Linked DNA regions of Mus musculus: region 1 is linked to region 2. The links are chromatin loops, found by intact Hi-C in ENCODE. Cell type or tissue: heart. All regions are shown on one strand. Links, peaks and the distances in the headings refer to the core of each region. The heading gives the core; the rest is flanking DNA. Region 1 holds the start of Sirt7 (sirtuin 7). Region 2 holds the start of Aspscr1 (alveolar soft part sarcoma chromosome region, candidate 1 (human)).

Region 1 (2,905 bases), core at 130-2,629, 48 kb before region 2:
TCAGTTCTCTTCTGTTGTGTGAGCTCTGAGGACCGGACTCATGCACCAGGCTTGGTAGCAAGTGCCTAAGTATTCAGTGAGCTTCTCACTGCCTCCCCCACCTTTGTTGTTGTAGTTGTTAGTCTCTCAATGCACCTGCAGCTCGTGGATCTGGCTAGGCTGCTAGCCAGAGGGCTTCAGGGGGGCTTCTGAGCTTATCTTCCCAGTTCTGGGGGTTACAGAGTGTGGTACTGCTCAGCTTCTTCACATGGATTCTGAGAGTCCAAACTCGGGTCTTCACGCTTGCATAGCAGGCACGCTACCCACTGAGCCATCTCTCCAGACCACCTCAGGGCTTCTCAGAATAGAAGCCGAGTTCGCCTGAGGTCAAATATTCAACTTCAAAGCTAGTCATCCCTCAGCCTTCCCAGGAGAGCTCTCAGAGTCAAGAGGACAGCATTTCTCAAATGTACCTATTGTACCAGGACTCTGTCTGGTTTTTTTTTTTTTTTTCCCCGAGCCAGGGTCTTGCATGGAGCTTCGAGCCAGGCTGCTCTCAAGAGTTTGATCTTGATCTTCCTCCTCTACCAGGCCCCACCTCCTGAGTCCTGAGATTGGAGATTTGGGACTCGACACTAGTTTTCCATTTATCTTTCTTCAAGGAGTACAGGCTCAGGAGAAAGACTAGGGCTCCAGTTTGTCCACATCACGTAAATCGATCAATTTGTCTGCACTTTAAGGGAGAAGGCATTAGCAGGCAGTTGGCTACTATGCCCTACTACTGTTCCATGTTTGATTGGCAGTCAGAAACTACGCATTCTGTAACTCTTTGACTTAGCTTAATTATTATTTATTGACTTATTCTTTAGCCCTGGCTGACCTAGAACTCCCTATGCAGTCCCTATGCAGACCAGGCTGATCTTGAAATTACAGAGATCCTCCTGTCTCCCAAGTGCTGGGACTAAAGGAATGTGCCACCACTGTCACGTTGCCTTAGTTAAGTCTTAAATCTAGAATTGCTTCGGGTCTCTGAGAAAGGACACCTTGAAGTTACTTCAAAGGTGAGCGAGATTTTGAACTCCAGCACTGTACAGCCCGAGTTTGCATCCCAGAAGGGGGCGCCTCACACCCGAAGCAACGCGCAGGCCCTCACTCACTGTGCTGATTCCAGCGCCCGTGTAGACAACCAAGTGCCTGGCACTTCGGACAGCTCCGGCCAGTTCGCGGACCTTCCTCCGCAGCTCCTCCGGGTCATCACACACCTGATAGGAGCCAGGCTGGTTATTGCCGCCGCTCGCCTCCCGCAGCCCGCCGCCCAGCACCCGCTGCCCGCGACTCGCCTCCTCCTGGCGGCGCTTGAGGCCCTCACGCCGCCGACTTCGACCCTGCAGCTCGGTCACCAGATCCTCGCTCTCGGCCAAGAGCCGGCCCTCCTCCGCGCTGCGCTCTGCAGCCGCCTTCCTCAGGATGCGTGACACCTACGGACGAGCAGCGGGTGAGCGACCGCGCGCGCCGGCGCGAGCGCGGGCACGGCAGTGGCTCACCTGGCGGAGGCGCTCCCGCTGCTGCTCCTCCCGCAGCCTCCGGACCCGCTCAGCAGCTTTGCGCTCCGAGCGGCTCAGACCGCCACCGGCTGCCATCGCTCCTTTGACTGCGCTTCCGGCTTCCGCTTCCGCCTCATCCGGCAGCTACAGAGACGCATGCGCGGGCCCGGCCCTTTCCACCTCTTCCGGCTCGCCCTTCCCACCCTTGCTCCTTCGGGATTTCAAAGAAATACCACCAGATCTCTTTAAAAGGCGTTTATTGATCATATACAAAATAAAGAAAACCTTATATATCACAAACATACACTATGTACAGCAATAAATACCCGGGGGGCCAGGCCCAGTGCCGCCCCTCCTGGACAATAATTTAGCAATAAATACTGCGCAGGGCACGGGTGGGCACCAAGGCTGCTGCCTGCTGAGGCCAGGAGACTGATTGCTCTCCAAGTCCAGGCCTCACCTTGCAGCCAGATCCCCTATGGCCCTACCCAGGTGCAGGAGACAGGGTCTCACCTTGCAGCCACACCACAGCCCCTCCTCACTTGGATGTTGAAGGACCCTCACCCCATTTAGGGTACTCTCTACTAACCTTCCCCCTGGCTTCAGCCCTGCAGGGCAGGCAGGGGCTGATCAACTCTGCTTGGACACACCTCTCAGCACCAGGAGACCAACAGAGCTGGACACACAATAGCCCTTGTCCTGTTGCCCTAAGTTGCCAGGAGAAGGCTTTCTGTACCCATTCCCATTTGGTTAAAGGCTTCAGAGACTAGCAGACAGAGAATGGGAGGAAAAGTGGGGTTGGGGCATAAAGTTGCTGGAGGGGCCAAAAGCCCAACGGGGGCCCTAGAGAACAAGGAAATCTTATCAGGAACACTTCCTAGAACACTCTACCTCACACTTCCAGAGACACCCGTGCTATATTAATGCCGTTGCTCCAGGGGCAGGGTACGTATGTGTGTAGCTGGCCCAGCAGGTATAGCACACACCTAGGACACACGCCAGGAACAGGCAAACTGTGAGCAGCTACAGCGAACCCATGCCTCTGTATGGTACCGATCTGTCCTCTGTTCCACAACTGCTCCCAAACCAGGCGGCCAATGGCACTGAGAAAATATGCCAAGAATTATTCAGTGGCTTCTGGGGAGATTGTTAATGTGTTGGTTCCTTTCACTAAACCACAGCCTAAAAAAGTAACTCAGAAGATCCCAGAGGGGAAACAGTGTAGCAGGCTGTGGCTCAGACATCCCAGCTGCGGATGGGAGCTTTAGCCAAGTGGCCACACCAGAGAGGGAGGTAGCAGGGAAGTGGCCTCACCATCTCCAAGTAGTTTATCAAAGCTGCAAACCCTGGCCCTGATCACCAAGGCTAACAGAGCACACATA
Region 2 (2,905 bases), core at 258-2,757:
AAATGCCCCACAGCCAGATCTTGTGGAGTTATTTTCTCATTTGAGGTTTCCTTCTTTCCGATGACTCTAGCTTGTGTCAAGTTGACATAAAACTAGCCCGGACAACTGTCAAGGAAATAAATAAAAAAAACTCATTCATCAATTGGTGTTAAAACTGTTGCATAATAAATGTGGGAAGAAAAAAAAAAAAACATGGCATTGTAGTCTTAAAGAATTAGCCTATAGCTGACTAATTTACTACCCAAGGAAAGAGGGACCTTGATTATGGAGGATTCCGACTTTAACTTGAGCCTGACCATGGTCAAATTTCACATGCTCACTTTCAGAACAATCTGTATCTCTTGATGGCTGTCCATTTTTCTCACTGCACCTCTCTAAATGTTCTGCCAGAGGATTCTAACAGTGGGACAGTTGAAAGAAAACAGACTTGAGGGTTTGTGAGGTTTTGTTTTAAATGCTAGTGTGTAAAAAAGAAAGGAAGAAAACCAAAGGGGACCCGGGAAGGTGGGCAGCACAGTGAGGGTCTAAGGTTGCATAGAACACGCAAACTCTTCCCATTCTTTTCCCCATGTTTGTCAATACACACGTGTGACACAGATGCTGTATACCAGCTTCTCCAGTCAGATTTGGAGATTTTTACAACAATCCCAAGGACCATAGGCAAAGCATTCTCCTTGAAGTCATGGTGACAAGCTAAGAGAGGGCCTGAAGTCAACAAGATGGCTCAGCAAGTAAAAGTGCCACCAAGCCTGGTAACCTCAAATGAATCCCTCAGTCCCACAAGGTGGAAGGAGGGAACAGGCAAGTTCGCTGACAATGCACACAGGTACCATAGCATGCCTGTACCTGCTCTTCCACAGACACACAATAAAAAAAAAACACATAAAATATAACTTTATTATTATTGTTGTTGTTATTTTTTCAAGACAGGGTTTCTCTGGGTAGCCGTGGTTGTCCTGGAAGACTGTTGCTCTGTAGACCAGGCTGGTCTTGAACTCAGGGATCTGTTTTTGCCTCCAACATACTGGGATTAAAGGCTTGCATTACCACATCAGTCTCAATAAAATATTTTTCTAAAAGGTTGTCGCCATGTGACGATGATGATCACAGGAACACTTGAGAAGGGAGGCAGGATCAGTACTTAACGGAGTAGGTACAAAGGCTAACTCTGGTGTGCGCATACCCAGTACTTGGTGACAGACAGGTAGCTGTGGGCCCCAGGCTGGCCCCAGGCAGCATAGCTTTCTTGCAGGCAGCCCCCAGAGCTTGGAGGTTCCCAGGAACACGTGCCTCCGGATGAAGAAACAATGTCCCTGACAGAACTGTGCTCCTTCCAGGGAGGTGCCTTTGGTCCGCGCCGTCGGGACGCCATCAGGCTGCCTAATAGCAAAGCAGAGCCAGAGCGCCGGGGGCGGGCCCGGAAGCGAGTTGGCCCCGCCCCCGAGACCGCGTGGCTGTGCGTCCGGGCTGTTGCGGATAAAGTTGTTTGAGGCGAGCCGGCTGCGGTCACGTGAGCGGAAGATGGCGGCCCCGGCGGGCGGCGGGGGCTCCGCGGTGTCGGTGCTGGCCCCAAACGGGCGGCGCCACACGGTGAAGGTGACGCCGAGCACCGTGCTGCTGCAGGTGCGGCCGCCGGCCCGGGTGGGGAACGGGCGGATGGGTGGACCCGCGGGCCGCCCGGGGTCGCCGCATCAGGGCCCGCCCCTGCGGTTGCTCCTAGGGCGGTAGGGCGGGACCGGGTCCCGGTGGGCGGGGCCTGAGGCAGCCAATGAGCGCCTTTCGCGCGGCTGTCCGCCCCATCCTCTAGATCTGGGTCCCGGGGGCGGGGCGGGATACTTGGAGGCGCGTTTGCTGAGCACGGTGGGGTGGACCCCACTAACAGGGTCGAGCCTTGCGAGCCCCAGAATCTTCGGCGCTTGTCCGAATCCAGCCTTCTCGGTCACCGGGAAGAGTGGCGTTCCTTCCTGCTCAGCTCAGGGGCGTCCCTCCGGACCCTAGGGCCTGTGTTCCCGGAAGTGAATTTTGCTAAGTCACTCACGGCTTTTGATTGTTGCTGTTTGTGACCTCGTATGAATTACACCTGCTTATTAAACCTCTGTTGTTAGGTTACAAAGGCGTACACGATTCATATCTGTGGCAGGGCCATACAGAGTGACCTCCATTTGGAGCTGCGCTCATGTAGAGGAGGGTTCTGGTCATGCAGCAGTTGCACAAAGACTGCCGGGCCACAGAGTGGCCGTGGACACAAAGTTCAGTAAGGCAGATTATTATTTGTGGCTAGAGGCCTCGCAGAGCCTAGAACATGGGACCAGGGGTGGACAGGCTAGGCCATAGTTGGAGGATTAAGTCAATAATGGGTCCCCAGTAGGAGGGGAGAGAGTAGACAGGATTTGCATGTAGTTTGCTTGGAGCTGGTGAGTGAGATGTTTGGTGGGCTGGCCAGTGCGCCTACTATCAGTTGAGGTAGGTTTTACCGATCATTTGTCCCACAGGTACTAGAAGACACATGCCGGCGGCAAGACTTCAACCCCAGTGAATACGACCTGAAGTGAGTTTGCTTGGACTCAGCTGTGGGCTTCTCAGTCTACCTGGTCCTTTTCTCAACACATACTATCTCTGCCTTAGAAGCGCCCCCATAGGTACTTTAATACAACAGAAGTTTATCCTTGCCCAGTTCTGAAGGCAAAGTCCAAAGTGCCCAGAGTATGGTTGTGCCACCCCCCCCCCCCAACCGCCCCCAGATTCTCTGTGTAGCCCTGACTGTCCTGGACTTCACTTTGTAGACCAGGCTGGTCTCAAACTCACAGAGAGCCTTCTGCCTCTGCCTCCACAATGCTGGGATCAAAGACCCCACCCCCACCCCTGTGGCTATACTCTAGAATATTCTAGGGAAGAGGACTCATCT

The links. Hi-C counts contacts between places; a loop is a spot of excess contacts. Peaks named below come from ENCODE experiments on the same cell type or tissue, not always from the same donor. Only the 100,000 strongest peaks of a DNase experiment are listed, where the experiment ranks them.
Region 1: it touches region 2 in a loop (2.8-fold over the local background); 9 of 42 quality-filtered maps call a loop at or near these places.

What each region holds. Positions count from the first base shown.
Region 1 is chr11:120,623,354-120,626,258 of GRCm38, forward strand. It overlaps Sirt7 (sirtuin 7), which reads right to left and starts at 1,661. Exons shown (of 10, transcript NM_153056.3): 1 at 1,524-1,661; 2 at 1,320-1,457; 3 at 1,137-1,241. The coding sequence starts at 1,619. Mir6936 (microRNA 6936) reads right to left here and starts at 1,523; the gene lies at 1,470-1,523. It also overlaps a transcript of Mafg not described here. In heart, for the core only: a CTCF peak has its summit at 1,105 (motif pointing right); DNase peaks (open chromatin) are centred at 1,658 and 2,078; H3K4me3 peaks cover 1,865 bases; H3K27ac peaks cover 1,533 bases.
Region 2 is chr11:120,671,548-120,674,452 of GRCm38, forward strand. Aspscr1 (alveolar soft part sarcoma chromosome region, candidate 1 (human)) reads left to right here and starts at 1,426. Exons shown (of 16, transcript NM_026877.2): 1 at 1,426-1,623; 2 at 2,493-2,548. The coding sequence starts at 1,522. In heart, for the core only: no CTCF peak of the experiment used is centred there; DNase peaks (open chromatin) are centred at 1,464 and 1,774; H3K4me3 peaks cover 1,887 bases; H3K27ac peaks cover 1,887 bases.